2 separate regions of the Homo sapiens genome follow, and region 2 is linked to region 1. A link is an interaction called in ENCODE POLR2A ChIA-PET data of the cell type or tissue named here. Cell type or tissue: MCF 10A. All regions are shown on one strand. Each heading gives the region's core, and the rest is flanking DNA. Links, peaks and the distances in the headings are about the cores only.

Region 1 (8,542 bases), core at 1,212-6,211:
TCCTGTTTAGGCAACTTGGTAGATGGACTTGAATGGTCTTGCTAAGCGAATATTGCCTATGGTGGTATTTGCAAGGAAAACAAAAGTGTTTTGAGCCCAGACTAACCAATTTAACAATGCTAGTAGGTAAGGATACTACTGTTTGCTTTCTGTGATGAGAGGTCTCTTAGGAGGAGGGGTTAATTCTTTTGATTTAAAACTTACTACTTGAGGCAAATAGGCACATGAAAAGATGTTGAAAGTCACTAGTCATTGGTGAAATGTAAGTCAGACCCACAATTGGTACTTCATACTCATTAGTATGGCTATTACCAAAAACACCAGATGATAGCAAGCATAGGCCAGGATGTGGAGATGTTGGAACCCTTGTGCCTTACTGGTGAGACTGTTAAAATGGCACAGCCTTTTTTTTTTTTAACAGGAAGATGATATGGTGCTTCCTCAATAAATTCATCATAGAATTGCCATATGATCCAGCAATTCCACTTTGGGGTATATGCCCAAAAAGAAGTGAAAGCAGGGGCTCGAACAGATATTTGTACACCCATGTTCATGGCAGCAAATAATTCAAAATAGCCAAAAAGTGAAAGCAACTCAAGGGTCCATCCATAGACGGGTGGATAAACAAAATGTGGTCTATCCATACAATGGAATATCATTGAGCCTTAAAAAGGAAGGAAATTCTATGATGTGCTACAATGTCTGTGAACCTTGAAGACACTCTGCGAAGTGAAAGAAGCCAGTCATGAAAGGACAAACAGTGCATAATTGTTACCCTTACGTGAGCTATGTAGAGTAGTCACATTCATAGAGACGGAAAGTAGAATGGTGAGGGGCGGTGAATAGAGGCTGGGGGGAGGGAGCAATGAGGAATTGGTGTTTAATGGGTACAGAGTTTCAGTTTGGGAACATGTAAAAGTTCTAGAGGTGGATGGTTACGGTGGTTGAGCAACATTGTGAATCAGTGTCAGTGAACTATACACTTAACAAGGGTTAAAATGTTAAATTCTTTGTTGTGTATATTTTACCACAATTTTAAAAAGCTTATTTCTCAATTGTTTATGCGAGTATATGTGTGGAATAGTTGGGGAGACAAATTCAAGGAGACCAGTCCTTGTCCATGGCGGTCCTAGGTACCACGGGATCACTGCGGGGGAACTGTGAGGTCAGGAGAGGCCTTGAAAAAAAACGCAGGTTTGAGCTGAGTCAGATGGAATGGGTCTGTTTTCTATATCAAGAGACAGTATTGCAGATAATTTTTTTCTTTCAAGGAAAGCAAGTCAGGAGTCAAACTCATGCCACCGTAGTCACAAATGAAATTTATTGCTAATCAGCCATGTGACGTGTAATTGCTTTTTCATTTTCTTATTTTTCCAGAAGAGAGATTTGTTTAGATGTTTGATTCCCTCACTGATTATGATTATACTGGAAGTTTTTCATTTGTTTTGACAGCTCAATTTTTTTTTTATTGTAAATGGACTGCCTCATTACAGAGGGGGGAGCCCTTGAAAGAAAGGGATTGACCTCTGCAGGCAAGAATCTGAGCATCCTAAAAGTAGAAAAGGGCTAGAGGCTTCGCCTTACAGGCCAGGAAGCTTGGAGGGACGCGCTGCTAGAGACCATGGCACGCATGCTGTGTGTCGAAGGCCAGGTCCGCCTGTCTGCCTCTCCAGCAGATACTCTCTGGGGCTATTTTTTTCTGCTTGGTTGTCATCCTTTGGTTTAACCAGGCGCCAGGGCTCAGGCCTGGACCTGCTGGATTCCAAAGAAGACTTCGAGGTGGCCGAGCTTGTCTGGCTTCCAGAGGAGCTTTCTCTGTCCCGCCCGGGGGAGTGGCTCACCTTGGTCTGAGACCAATGGGAGGAAGCCTGCTGCGGGCAACTGGTCTGTGCCTGGAAGTTGGACTTGCATTTTCTCTGGACCTCCAAAGCAAACCCGAATGACCACTCTCATCCTCCCCTTTTGCTTGTTTGTGTATGTGCTTGTTTTGCCTGGTCGTCAGGCAGGAGGTGGTGTCAGATGATGAGAGGTGTTGCTCGTCCCTGGGTTGGTTCTCTTACGGGGCTGTATGGATGTCTTAGCTCAGACTGCTGTGACAGGTTACTATAGACTGAGGGCTAAAACCACAGACTTATGTTTCTCACAGTTCTGGAGGCTGGAAGTCTGAGATCAAGGTGCCGACCAAATTTGGTTTCTGTTAAGGGTCCATTTCTTGGCTTGCAGATGACAAATGTCATGTGTCCTCACAGGGTGGAGAGAGCAAGGGGCTCTGGTCTCTTCCTCTTTATGTAAGGGCATTGTTGCCATTATGGGGGCTCTACCCTCAGGACCTCATCTAAACCTGATTACCTCCCTAAGGCCCCACCTTCAGATACCACTGAAGGTATCTGGGGGTTGGGGCTTCAGTATATGAATTGGAGGGGACACAGTCATGCAGTTCAGAACAGTGGAGCAGTGTGCCATAGTGAAGGGATCTCCAGACCAGGATTCTCTATGGAAGTTCTTGGCCAGGTCTGAGAGTTGGTTACAGATCATTAAAATTTACATGGAATCCAGTACTTGAAAGTACATGTCTTCAGGATGGCGCTGAGCACATTCGCCTCTGTAACCAAATGCCTGAAATGTGTAGTGCACCTTCTGAGCACCCCAGTGCTTTCCTTAAAGTGAATGCAGTTTGAGAGGAACTCAATTATTGAGAAATTTTATATGACCCCATTTCTCTCATTTTAGGACAGATAAGTTGCTTATTTTAAACTCTGCAGGAGCTACATAGAGGAAGTTATACTCCAGGAGAGCTTAAATTTCACTCTCTGAAAACTCTGTTCCATGTAAGTACATTCCTCCTCTCTCCCCTCCTCAGTGAGCACGTACCCATCAGATGTGTGGAATTCTATTAAAAGCAGCTCCTCGTGACCCTCCAGGGTCTGTTTTGTAAAGCTGACACCAGCATCAGTGAGTTGGAAGGGGCTGCCACAGAAGACAGACTTACTGCTGCAGCCCGCTTCAGAGCCCTCAGTAGTACTTTTTCCTCTCCCAGCAAATCCAGGAGGCTGGGAAGGTGATTGTTAATTGTTTATGAGCATTAACTGTTTACCAGTCATACTTACTATTTTAAATCTGACCCTGCCATTATGTTGTTTTGTTTCTGTTCACAGCTGAGCTTTAAGCTGGGTAGAATTTCGTGATGAGTCACTCCTATGACTGTAAAATCAGTATCGATCAAGCCTTCCTGTTCATCCTGTGAGCAGTTTAGAGACAGATGAGACAGGCTTATGGTTTCCACTGGCTCGGCTCCGTGCGTGTGCGGATTGGGCTTCCTGAGAGCCTGGTTAGCCCCTTTTATCTGCTCTCTGAAACCTGCGCAAGGGTGTTTAGCATGCACCTTGAAACCTCTGCTGCCTGAAGACAGTGTGCTTAAATGAAGGGTATACAAACCCATGTGAGGTTTTCTCTTCCCTTTTCCATGAACTCCACCCCAATTACCTGTTTGAATTTTGCATGCCAGTTATTTTCAGGGAACTAGTGACCCTTTTCTTGCCACCCTGGGCTTTGAATTGAAGGCCAGTGTGCCACCTTTTCTTTGGCTTTGTTAGAACGTTGCCCTCAGGGTCATATGTGCTGGCTGCTATGAATTCTTACTGCTTGATGGACAGAGAAAGGTGAGGGTTAGATATCTGGACAGGGCATGACAGGGCGGGTCATCGAGTAGGAACATTGGGACCTTTTGCTTCCAGGCTTGAGCAGTGGGTGAGAAACACTGTCTTCCCATTAGGGCAGTGGGTGAAACACTGACTTCCCTCCATCCTCTGGGCAGCCTTGTCAGGTGGGTGTGGAAGCTGAGGTGTGTCTGCCCCAGGCTGTGCAGTCAGCCCCGTGTTCTAGCTTCCCGTGCCGAACCTGGCCCTGGAGGCTGTCTGCCTGGCAAGGGGGCTGCACAAAGCTCGGAGGGGCATTTCTGGTGCTTGGTAGATGGTAGGCCTGCCCCCAGTGCACTGATAAGAGCATGGGCTGAGAGTGCCACTTGGATTCGGCTACAGTGGGCGGCAGAGTGGGGGTGACTGGTGTTGCTTTTACTCTAGAGCAGAGGAGGCAGATGAGGTAGATCGGGGCCCCAGGGATGCTGAGCTGAGCTGGGTAGAGAGAATTTGGTTTTGTAGGATTTGGAGACAGAGACAAATTTGGAGTGTTTGGATGTTCGGGGACCTGCAGGAGGTATGTGAGGTGTGTAAAATGCAGCCCCTGTTTTAAAAAGAGCTTACATTGTCTCTTGAGAAGATAAGGTGTGCCCAGCTGTGGAATGGAACCAGATGCTTTTATGAGTGAGGATGGAGTGAGCACACTGGGAAAGAGCCCTGGAATTGGAGGAAGAGATCATTTTGCCCAGAGGGATCTTGGAGGTCTCCTGGAGGAGGGTACTTAGATGATCAGAAGGATTATACTAGACTTGATGGGGTGGTCTTGGCATCAGAACTTTAAAAATGTATTTTGGGGCTGGAAGCAAGGCTGGAGAGGAAGGTTTGTTTAAGTTGTAGTGGGGGATGAGGCTGGGGGCAAATCAGGGATGGTTTTCCAGGTCTGTAAAGGCTGGGGTAAGAGGAATGGTTGGTTCTTAAGAGCAAAAAAAATCCCTTACATATTGGTTCTCTTATTTGTGCTAAGTTAAATACATGGGAGGCTACTGGTGTTTATGAAATAACCCTGAGCCTTTTTGGGGAGGTAGTAGTGGATGTCTGATGGAAGAGATAGAAGACTGGTCCCAGGGGTTCTTAGTGGCACCTTCCTCTCAGGTCATCACTGTGCTTTTGCACATTGCAGTTATATTTGACTACATTTGATTATGGCAGATTTACTTAGAAGGGCACTGGAAAAAAGCCTCCCAAATTACAACTGACACAGGAAATGACTTTATTTTCTTCTATTTTTTTTCTTTGCTTTTCTCCCCCAATCAACATACATTTTTAAACCTGTCATCTCACATGACCTGCCGGTAGAATTGATATGTTTAATTTCTGTAGAAAATAACTGGAAATATTTCACAAGCTCCAGTAGCTTCCTGTTGTAGGGACCCTTAGGACTTTGGAATGAGAAGTTTTCTATTGAGTTGTCATATTTGGAAGGATAAAGGTGCCCTCTTTTCCCTCGATCCACATAGTAGACTCCTGTGTGCGGGCATTTGTTTGGTGTCTCACGTTGATGCAAATGCAGCCATTGCAGAGTGAGCCCCGCTCTGTTACTGGATCTCCATTTGCTCAAAAGAGAGCAGTGTCCCCCTCCAAATCTGCATGTCTGAAAGCATTCATGCAGGTTCATTGCATGGGTCTTTGCATTTTACTTAGACTTAGCAAAAATCAGGTATAGTCTTTCCTGAAAACAAAAGTGACCATTGTTTTTAATCAACTGCAGGGTGTTTGGAGTTGTGAAATATTTAGGGTCCCGAGTCCATTCCAGATTCAACATTGGGAAAGAATGAGAAAGCTGAAGCCTGGGGCAGGCTCTGTCTGCAGAAACCATGGGCTATCACCCCCTCTCCTTAGCAGCATTGTAAACAAACGTCATTTGTAAGGAGCATGTCCCAACTGAGCTTGTAATTATAGGGGCAAGATTTGTGTGGTGGTAGGGGCATGGAGCTGGAGACTGGGGGCTTCCTTATTGGTTCATTTATCCTGGCCCTTCTCTTTTCTCTCAAGTCTCAGCTCTTTTAAGATTCAGAAAATAATGCAAAATGCCTAAGATTTCTGAAATTCCTGGCTTCAGAGACTTGACTACATAAAAGAGCCAGGATTTTCAGGCTGGCCATTTCAGGATCAGCCATTTCCCACTTCCTGATTCATAGCTTCCAGGATTTGTAATGCCTGTAGACTTTTTTCTCTTTTGCTTAAAAGTGGCCATTGAAAGAAAAAATAAATAGCAAAATCCCCATCCCAGAAGTTCTACTTCCTGTTGTTGTACTATTGAGCTCTGAAAAACAGCTTTGTAAGTTTAGGCTCTTGTTTGGACTATTTCAGTGGAATTCTTGAGATCTTTTTGTTTGGACAGGCAAGTATGAAGGCGATAAGTCGAAAGAACTACAGCTTACTCAGCACAGAAATGCAGAGGCTCAAATTTAAGTTCTTCCTTAGCTTTATGGTGTGTATATTAATATAATCCAAGCAATAGTGAGTTGCTTAGCCAGGGTGCACAGACATTTTCCACAATGCCAGTTGTTTCCCTCATAATGTTTAATGTTTATTTTTAAAGGACATATTTGGGCACACGTTTCATTTTTGCCTGTAAAAGAATTGGGAATATTTATGATTCTTGCAACAAAGGAGAAGGATCCAAAGTAACCAAGAAAATGATGGACTGGCAGCCTTCACATTTTCCCACAACTCTTTTCATGAAATAAAATGTAGATAAGGCTGGGTGCCATGGCTCACGCCTGTAATCCCAGCACTTTGGGAGGCCGAGGCGGGCGGATCACCTGTGGTCGGGAGTTTGAGACCAGCCTGGCGAGCACGGCGAAACCCCGTCTCTACGAAAAATACAATACAAAAATTAGCCGCGTGTGGTGGTGTGCGCCTGTAGTCCCAGCTACTCGGGAGGCTGAGGTGGGAGAATCACTTGAACCTGGGAGGCAGAGGTTGCAGCGAGACAAGATGGCGCCATTGCACTCCAGCCTGAGTGACAGAGCAAGACTCCATCTCAAAAAAAAAAAAAAAAAAAAAGTGTAGGTTAGCAAAAGTGCCTACAGTTCAAATGCTTCCATGCTAAACGTTGTATTTCTTCCGGTCTCATTTGTGATGAGAGTCATAAGATTTTGAGAAATACAAAAACCTTTCCAGCTTTATAGGATGATAATGGCTTGGCCACTCAAGTAGTTCTGATTGGGTTAACTAATTTTGGTCCAGTAATCATTTCATTTGGGGTGAATGGATTTTTCCCCCCTAAATACGGGTACCTGGAAAGTTGAAGCAGTGAATCTGGTGAAACTTAATCAGTGATTTCGTAAGGGTTAACAAATGTTTCTGGGTGGGATTCCTAATGTCCAGCTTCCTCTGTGTAGCTCAGTAAGTCTTCTTTGGAGACACTAGCCTGCATTGTAAGACTGTCACATGGGAGCATCTTTTTATTTTATTTTACTTTTTTTTAAAAAAATGAGGTCTTTATTATCCTGGCTGGAGTGCAGTGGTGTGATCATGGCTCACTGTAACCTTGAACTCCTGGGCTCAAGTGATCCTCTTGCCTCAACCTCCCAAGTAGTTGGGCTGATAGACATGAGCTACTGTGCCACGTAGCATTCTTGGGGATTATTGTAGGGTCCTTTTGGACCACACATGGTTTTATACTCTGTAGCTGATTGATGTACTGGCATGTCAGTGACATTGTGTGTATCATTACACTATTTGGTTAATTGATGTACTGGTGGAATAGCCATCTTCTGGAGGCTCTTGTTTGCATACTTCTCTTAGTGGCGGACTAGCGGTTGTACAGTAAATAGATGATCATTCTCGCTCTGTTTTACCTTTCCTCAGCTGCTCTTCTAGTAGGAAAATAACAGCCCTCTTAGCTGTAGTCTTCTGGAGGCTCTCTCAATAATAGAAGTGGAAAGAAAAGACTCAAATCCCTGGGCAGTGACTTTTTAGTTGTTTCATTTGCTTTTAAGGCAGAAACACCTTTAACTCTTAGTAGCCTTACAGATCATTTTTGAAAACACCTGTGCTTGCCTTGAATGGGGCGGTGACCACTGGATCCCCCCATGCTGGGTACATGTTTTGCAGTCACAGACACTGCTGGCCTCACCTTTGGTGGTGAAGGAATGTTTCCAATTTCTGCTGATGGTGTAGTGCTCTTGGGAGCTGGGTGCTCTGAATGAGCAGATGGGCATCTGCTTTTTTAAGCGTGCTGTTCATTCTGCAAAATAGTTATTGTGCAAATACCTGATAAGCACCAGGTCTGTGCCAGGCGCTGTATTTTGTATTTTGCATGTCTGAGGCCAGCATCTTTTTCCCTGTTCCTTTTTCTCCTCATCCAGTGAACTTTCCACTGTGGTTGTAGTTTGTCTGAAAAAGATTTGGAAAAAATGTACAGCCATGTTTCTCTTGTCTAGAGAAGCTGTCTTAAGGACTTCGACAAGTTTCATTGGCAGAGTGAATGAGTGGTGGCCTCTGAATAGTTGAAATGTTAATGCTATCTATAGGTTCTAGAGAATCTGTGTCTTTAAAAGTCATAGCGATAAAGTCTCAGCTTTTTGAGAGAGTGGGTTTCAGACATATTTTAAAATACTACTATACAGGAAATCTGATTGTTGCATTGAAACAGGATTTGTTATCACATCACGGTTAGACATACCCAAAAGGCAAAAACTACAGTGGTCATGATGGCTTTACATAAGATTTTGGAGGAGAAACTGTTAGCTCCATGAAAGCAGGAACTGTGTTCACTCTTGAATGCCTGCTACCTGCACATGGTGAATGTTCTATAAATGTATATTAAAGAAATGGAGGTCCTTAGAGTTCCAAGATCACCGTCAATATCATCACCCTAGGCTTCCTCGTCCTTCCAG
Region 2 (8,542 bases), core at 1,927-6,926, 170 kb before region 1:
TCTATTTGGTCTAAAGTGCAATTTAAATCTAATGTTTCTTTGTTGATTTTCTGTCTAAATGATCTGTCCAGTGCTGACAGTTTGGTGTTGAAGCACTCACCTATTATTGTATTATAGCATATATCTCCCTTTAGATCTAATAATATTTGCTTCATATATCTGGGTGTTCTGGTGTTGGATGAATATAGATTTATTATTGTTATATCCTATTGCTGAACTAACCTCTTTATCATTATATTATGACTTTCTTAATATCTTTTTACCATTTTTTAAAAGTCTATTTAATCTTCACATAGCTATTCCTGCTTGCTTTTTGTTTCTGTTTGCATGAAATATCTTTTTTCATCTCTTCAGTTTCAGTCTATATGTGTCTTTACAGGTAAAGTGAGTTTTTTGTGGGTACCATATAGTGGGGTCATGTTTTTTATCCATTAAGCCAGTCTATATCTTTTCCATGGAGAATTTAATCTGCTTACATTCAAGGTTATTATGGATAGGTGAGGACTTATTCCTGTCATTTTGTTAATTGTTTCCTGGTTGTTTTGTATGTAATTTGGTCCTTTCTTCCTCTCTTACTGTTTATAATTGTAGTTTGATGGCTTCCCATAGTGATAAGATTTTATTCTTTTGCCTTTCTCTTTTGTGAATCTGTTCTCCCAGTGAGTTTATTTTTGTGTGTTTTCATGATAGTGATTATCATATTTTTGCCTCCAGATATAGGACTCCTTGAGCCTGTTTTGTAACATCAATCTAGTGGTGACATTACAAAGTTTTTCTTGTCTGGGAAAGACTCACTTTTTGCTTGTCTGGAAAAGACTTTATTTCTCCCTTATTTCTGAAGTATTCTTGATGGCAATTTTTTTCTTTTGGCATTTTGAATACATTATTCCATTCTCTCCTGGCCTATAAGGTTTCTGTGGAGAAATCTGCTGTTAGCCTAATGAGAATTCCATCACATATGACTTGACGCTTTTCTCTTGCTGTTTTTGGAATTATCTCTTTGTCTTTGACTTTTGATAATCTGACTATAATATGCCTCAGGGAGGGACTTTTATGGCTGAATCTATTTGAGGATCTTTGTGCTTTCTAAATCTGGATGTCCATATCTCTCCTCAGACTTGGGAACTTTAGGTTTTCTATGCCTTTTCCCTTCTCTTTTCCCAGAATTCTCATAATACGAATATTTGCTTCCTTACTTATGTGTCATAAGTCTTGTAGGATTTCATCACTCTTTTTCCTTCTTATATCCTTTTTTTCCTCTGACTGAATAATTTCAAATGACTTATCTTCAAGTTCAGAGATTTCTTCTTCTGCTTGATCAAGGCTGCTGTTGAAGCTCTCTATCATATTTTTTATTTCATTCACTAAATTCTTCAGTGGTAATATTTATGTTTGGTCCTTTTTAATGATTCCTATCTCTGTTGAATTTCTCATTCATATTGTGAATTGTTTTCCTTATTTTGTTGAGTTATATTGTATTTTATTTTATCTTTTTTAGTTTCCTTAAGATCATTATTTTAAATTCCCTTTCTGGTAACTCATTACTTTCCGTTTCATTGGTGTCTGTTACTATAGAGTTATTGTGTTCCTTTGGTGATATCAAATTTCCTTGCTTTTTCACATGTCTTATGTTCCTATGTCAATGTCAGTATGCTTCTGATGGAAGAATCACCTCTTTCAAGCTTTCTAGAGTAGATTTTGTAGACAAAGACTTTCACTTGCAGTTGCATTTTAATGCACCAGTTGGGAAGGGTGTCGTGACTCTTTCCAGATAGGCACAATATTATAGCCTCCATGAAGGTTCTTTATTTGTGCACAACATCAGGAGTAACTGTGGGTGCCACAGTGGCCCAGGCTGTAGAAGTCTGTGGCGGCAGCAGCAGTGGAGTAGGTTGCTAATGTCCTCAGTGTCAAGGGATTTGGGGGTCCTCCTAGGCTCATCTTCCCTACAGTGTGGAGACTCAGCCAAGGGGATCCCTCCTGATGTCAGGTCTGACGTGACCTACAAGTAGCTTCAGTGGTGCTAGGTTCCAGATTCAGGTGCTTAAAGCAACTGTGGAGCCAACATCCTAGGCTCAGGGTCTCACGAACCTATTTTGGTACTCGGGTCTTGGGGTACAGGTTCACTTTCTGTGGCAGGGTTGGCTGAAGGTTGCCCACAAAGCCAGGATCTGTGAGTCTGAGGCATCTTCTAGCAGCTCTGGCCCACAAGGTTGCATTGTAGCTGTGATTCTACCCACAGGAGTTAGGGCACAGAACTGGCCCAACTCCAGGGAAGAAGAGGTGCTCTAAGGTTTGGGCCTGGGGAGCAAGGTACAGCTGCAATTTGGGAGCCTGAGCCAACCAACAGGGTTCAGTGGCAACTTGGGTCCCACAGGATAAGGCACCATGCAGTAGTGACTCTAGACACTGGGAGGGTGGGGCTCACCAGTATTCCAGACTTTATGAGACCAGGTGCGGGAGTAACAAGTACCCCAGAATGGTGGAACACAGCTGTCCTTTGGGCCCTGGGAGATTGGGGAGGCAAGGAGGCAGCAAAGCTGTAACTCCACTCCGCAAGGAGAAGGCTATCTCAGCAGCTCAGACTCTAGGAATCTAGTTCAGCTTCAGGAAAGCAGGATTCTGGAGTTATTTGGCCAGTAGAAAAGGGTGTCTGAGATCAGTCACTGCTCTGTTTCCCTGGGACATGGGATACTACATCAGCTCAGCCCTGGGATGTGGAGCTGCTCAGCTCAGCAAAAGCTCTAATTCTCCACAGGGCAATGTACCACTTCAGCTTAGGTCTGGGGGGTATGACTGTTCTGGGTGCCGAGGCACCGTTTCCCTGGGATGCAGGGCATCACCTCAGCTTAGGTATAGGATGTGTGACCACTCTGGATAACAAAGATATCATTTCCTGATGTAGGGTGCTGCTTCAAATTAGGCACTTGTAGGCATGGCTGCTCTGGGCAGCCAAGGTACTATTTTCCCAGGAAGCAGGGTACTGCTCAAGCTCCAGCCCAAGGAGGTAGAGCTGGTGGTAGGTGGAGCCACTTCACCTCTCCTTGGCCCCATGGGGATGGGTGTAACACCTGCTGGCAACTTCGCTTGGGGATATCAGGCCATCAGGCTGGGGTGGTTCTGTGGCAGCTTAACCTCAGAGATGAAGGGAAGCTGTGGCCACTCAACCCCAGAGCCAGACATACCCAAGCCATCTTTCCAATTCCAAAATAAGAGAATGCAGTAGCCATGCAAGGCATAGGGGCAGGGCACAATATTGGCTCCTACCCTGGCAGGAGCATAGCTGTGTAGACTCCAGGCAGACCCTTCAGTGGGGCTTAGTGCCTGTGAGGGCTGCAGGAGACCCCAGCAGTGATGTCTGTAGGTGTGATGCGGTGAGGTCCAAGGTGGTAATGGGGTTTTCTGGGATCCCCTTGCTTACTTCCCCACCATAGGAAAAAGCTCCTCCTGGTTCCCAGATTATCCCAGTTGGGAGATGAAGTGGCGGAGGCCCATTGTTCCATTCTCTATGTGGCCATCCCGAGTTTCTGTGCTCACCAGGGTTTCTCTTAAACCTCTGATACACTTTGGCACTCTCTCTCTCAGTTATTTTCATTAACAGGTGGTTGTTTGTTGTTCTGGCTGTCTTTGTAGGGGGTCAAGCACTAGGGGCTTTTAGTCAGCTATCTTGCTGACATCACACCAAGTTCTCCAGTATCTCATTGACTGGTTACTATAGCTAATTCCATTTTCCAGGTGAGGCTCAGAAGGTTAAGAAACCTGCTCAAGGGCTGGGCATGGTGGCTCACGCCTGTAATCCCAGCACTCTGGGAGGCCGAGGCAGGCGGATCACTTGAGGTCAGGAGTTTGAAACCAGCCTGACCAACATGGTGAAACCCCATCTCTACTAACAATACAAAAATTAGCCAGGCATGGTGGCGAGCGCCTGTAATTCCAGCTACTCGGGTGGCTGAGGCATGAGAATCACTTGAACCTGGGAGGCGGAGGTTACAGTGAGCCGAGACTGTGCCACTGCACTCCAGCCTGGGCAACAGAGCAAGACTCCACCTCAAAAAAAAAAAAAAAGAAAAGAAAAGAAAAAGAAACCTGTCCAAGGTTGTGTACCTAGAAATAGCAGCACTGGAATTGGATGTGAACCCGGGTGGGTCTCACTGACTCCAAAGCCCCTGTTCTAAGCAGTATGCCCCAAATGAAGAATGGACAAAAGACAAGAGGGCAGAGCTGGGCCAGACCCAGGCAGAGGCCAGCAGAAAGAGAAAGGAAAGGGCTAGATGAGGAGAGGACAAACCAAGGCACTGTGCTGAGAAAGGAGAGGCCAGCCAGGGAAGACCTTAACAGGGTGAATGCCTCATGCCTGTGTAATACTATAATGGTGGATACATGTCATTATTCATTTGCCCAAACCTGTAGAACATACAATACCAAGAGTGAACCCTAATGTAAACGATGAGCTCTGGGTGATAATGATGTGGCAATGTAGGTTCATCAATTGCAACAAATGTCCCAGTCTGATGGGAGATGCTGACCACAGGGGAGGCTCTGCACGTGTCGGGGAAGGGGGCATATAGGAAATCTCTGTACCTTCTTGAGCCTGAAACTGTGAAACCTAAAGCTGTGACCCTGAAACGGGTCTAAAAAGATAAAGTCTTAAAAGGGAAAAAAGAAAAAAAAGGTTCACACTGACTGAGGGTGGAGACTGGATTAGGATGGGGGTGAGGATGGAGGGAGAGAAAACAATGGGAAGCCGTGGGGATGCAGCCAGGAGAGGAGAGACGGGCTGCAGCAATCATGCTGACTGGGACGGAGGTACTGGGGAAGAGATACAGGCTGGGAGTAGACTCGTCTGCAGCAGAAAGAAGGCGGTAGCAGCCAGGCACGGTGGCTCACGCCTGTAATGCCAGCACTTTGGGAGGCAGGGGCGGGTGGATCACCTGAGGTCAGGAGTTCAAGACCAGCCTGGCCAACATGGAGAAACCCCATCTCTACTAAAAATACAAAATTAGCCAGGCGTGGTGGCGCATGCCTGTAATCCCAGCTACTTGGGAAGGCTGAGACAGGAGAATCGCTTGAACCCAGGAGGCAGAGGTTGTGGTGAGCCGAGATCGCACCACTGCACTCCAGCCTGGGCAACAAGAGCAAAACTCCATCTCAAAAAAAAAAAAAAAGAAGAAGGTAGCAGTGAGGGCAGCCAGCCCTCAAGCTTCAGCAGAAGGTTGCAGGTGCCTTAACTAGGAGGAAGCAAAGAGGAGGAAGAGGAGGAAAGTGCGGGCTGCAGTTTCCAAATGCCTGATAGAGATGGCAAAGTGAGCCTGGCCAGCAGGCAGCTGGATACATAGCCGGGAGCTGAGAAGAGAGAGAGAAGAAGGATCCATGTCCCATGCCATCACAGACACCAAGGAGGGACCCATTCCACTCGCACACATATTATCTCCTCAAACTACCTGCAAATTGGTCATGTCTGACCCCTGGTCTGGAAGGGGCTTCAAGTGCCCCTTCCTGCCCCTTTTTGCTCCCCCATCCATTACTCTCCTGGAGTCTAAGTCGCCACTGCCCCGTTACAAATCCAAGAAATATGTAGTTCCATAAAAAAAGAACACAGTTAAACCAAAGTGACAGGCCATCTTCTCAAAAGCAAAACACACGTAGGAAAAAAAAATGCTGAAAAGTTCTGGCAGAGGACAGCACATAAACACATTCCAAGGCATTGCACGACTTTTGTGCAACATTGAACTGGCCAATAATATAAGGGGAGGGGAAAATACGCGAGTCGACACAGCAACTGTCACATCGCATTACTCAGGCTACCACTTCCATACAGATGTCTTCCTTAAAGACAAACACTTCCCCAGATGCCCCATGAACTTCAGCGCCTCTTTGCCACAGAGAAGGAAACATCTGGTTTGCAGTAGATTTGCATCAGCCTCCCTCTGTTTCTCAGGCCTTTCTTGCCTTAAGCAATTTTGTTTTCATGAGTCTAGATTTTAACCAGAGGAAGATGGAGCGAGGTGGGGTGCCTGGATCCAGAGGTACAGCTGAACTGCAAGGTTTTGGGGACAAAAAGAAACCCACGCTAAAGCTGTACATCTAGGAAAGGAGTCTTAAAATCACCAGCCGGACCAAGGCAGGCTTGGCACGTTTCTCGGGTTTGGGGGAAGCAAAAAGAGATGCAGACAGCTCCCCAAATGCGGTGGTAAAACCTTCAAGGTGCCTCCCAGAAGCAACCCACCCCCACCACACCAAGCCCAAGGCTCCGTCCTTGACACTCGAAATATTTTCCATGGAGCGTCCCTGTCTTCCAAATACCATTAGTCCCTTGGTAAGAAAGTGGGATGCTGTTTTCCCCTATATTTAAATCCAGCTCACAGTAAGTGCCATAAAGAGGGAAATCCCAAACTCTAGCCAACATGCACTTCCAAAACATTTCGCTGTCCTTGTGAGTAGCCAGCCCTTCAACTGGCACCTTTTAGGGCCCAACGAAAACAAATCTCTCTGTTCCTAGCACGGGGCTCCTTTAGGTTGTATGAGAAGTGGCTTGGGTCACTACTCAACCTGGGGGCCACCTAACACTGGCCAAACATCCGTGGCCACATGGGCACCTCAGCTGCCCAGAGACGCAGGTATTTAAATAAAGCCTGAGTTTCTGGCCAGAGCTCTTTTCCCTCAAACTGTCAAACCTACTTCAGCAGGGTTCTGCCAATGTGGAGGGTGGGATTTGACCTGCCTCGGACTGACGTTTCCCTTTGCATGATCCAGAAAGAAAGCACAGACTAAAATATAAAGACGCTATGTCCACATGCTCATGGCAGGCATATTTACAGGGTGCCTCCTAACCAGGTGGTCCCTGAAGCAGGCTCCGGGAAATCTCCACTCTGCATCCTTCGTGTTCATGAGTCTGCGGGGCCATCACACTTCAAAGCCAGAAAAATTGCAATCACCGCTCCACACGCCAAAACCCAGACTTCACTAGGTCAGCGAGCCTCTCCCCATCTCCCACCACCCCAGTTGTTTTTCATTCTTTTCACTAGATATACACAAACTGCCCTCATCCTGCTAGTCAGCACTGCACTGCACCCATCCATCCCACCAGAGGGCCCAGCCCCTCCCTTCAAGGCCCACCAGCAGAGACCAGGAGCTGCTCTAGCTGGGCCCCCTTCTAGGAGTCCCAAATTCACAATCCCCACCCGCTTCCAGCCCTCCATCCCTGACCCATCCCCAAAATCTGGGCAGCCTGCACAGCAGAGAGGAGCAGCTCAGACAGGACCTCCTGGCCCCAAAGAAGTTCCCTGAGGTTCCCTCCCAACCACCACCTGCCCCCGGCACAGCCCAGAGAGGGTCTGGCCACAGCCCCACCATGTCGCAATCTCCCGGCCCAGGACAGCCATGCGGAAGGCAGGCTACACCAAGGCTCTGGTTTCAGCTGAATGTTTGCCTTGGCCCCTGCTGTCCCTGTAGGCTATAACGGGCATGCTTTTCCAGGAAAAAATCATCATTTTTTGATTCTCTGCTTGTTTTTCTCCGGGTGCACATGCTGTGCAATCACCAAAAACTGTAAATCAATTAGCAGCCATTTGAAGGGTTAGTGCTATGCTTGGTCACAAAACGTCCTGGGAGTTGGCTGGAGGGATAGATGTTCTAATCAGGGAAGGCAACAACTGCAAACACTATTGCTTCAGCCTTCCTTCTCCCTCAGTGTCTTGATTTCTGTTTCTTAGCCCAGCTGCCTCCCCATCCCACATCTCCCCCATGGAGAGACCTAACTAATATTTACAAACACCCTCTGGGGATGCTGGCAACCCAACAGAGCCCAGAAGATCTAAGTGGCAGGACCCCTCCCTTCAGAGAGGTTATAATCTACCAAAGAAGGTCAACCACAGGCAATGACCAGGGCTAGGAATAGCAACAGGTGATAACTGCAAGGTGCTATGCCCCACAACGCAGACACGCCTACGGCACAGGTTCCCACCCAGGTGGAGGATCCAGGCCCAGACTCCTCCTCCCGCTGCCGAATCTTACTTCCCCCTGCTTTTGCTATTCCCCAGACCCTTCAGATGGGAGCTCAGGTTGACCTTGCCCTGTGCTTTTTCTCCTAGATAACCGAGCATGGCTGGTACCACCACCTAGCCACGCTGAAACCTTCCTCACCATTGCTTTCAATCCACTCCATGTGTCTCCAACCTGTGCCCCCTGCCAGGCAAGCCCCCAGCATCTCTGCCGAGGTTGCCAGCAGCCTCCCCAAGATTCACTGGCATGTCCTTCCTTCCAATCATGGGCAGGGCATTTTGCCAAGGACTGAAGATACAGAGCCAGGATCCCTGTCCCCACCCCATCCTCCATAACATCACCAGGCTTCTTTGGAAATCTCCGCTTCCTTTCAGCACTCCTTCTGCATGCCCCCCAGGCAGCCAAGGGCTGAGAGCAAGCAGGGAGGGCCTGTTGCTGCAGGTCCACAGCCCCTAGTGCTGGGGACAGAGCCAGCCTCTGTGAGAGCCAAGCGCGGGCACCACCACTGAGTCTGGACGCCAGGAGGCAGAGCCAGAGGTCC

What was found. Peaks named below come from ENCODE experiments on the same cell type or tissue, not always from the same donor. Only the 100,000 strongest peaks of a DNase experiment are listed, where the experiment ranks them.
Region 2: POLR2A ChIA-PET joins it to region 1 with 5 read pairs; 4 of 35 experiments call an interaction of 5 or more read pairs at or near these places.

Annotation. Positions count from the first base shown.
Region 1 is chr15:98,665,887-98,674,428 of GRCh38, forward strand. The region is part of intron 1 of IGF1R (insulin like growth factor 1 receptor); the gene reads left to right. Among named protein-coding and RNA genes, the nearest start is that of IRAIN, 19 kb to the left of the region's middle. RefSeq lists enhancers at 2,546-3,745, 3,396-4,121, 4,850-5,575. In MCF 10A, for the core only: no CTCF peak of the experiment used is centred there; a DNase peak (open chromatin) is centred at 3,205.
Region 2 is chr15:98,498,361-98,506,902 of GRCh38, forward strand. It overlaps the pseudogene FAM169BP. Among named protein-coding and RNA genes, the nearest start is that of LINC02351, 82 kb to the left of the region's middle. In MCF 10A, for the core only: no CTCF peak of the experiment used is centred there; no DNase peak of the experiment used is centred there.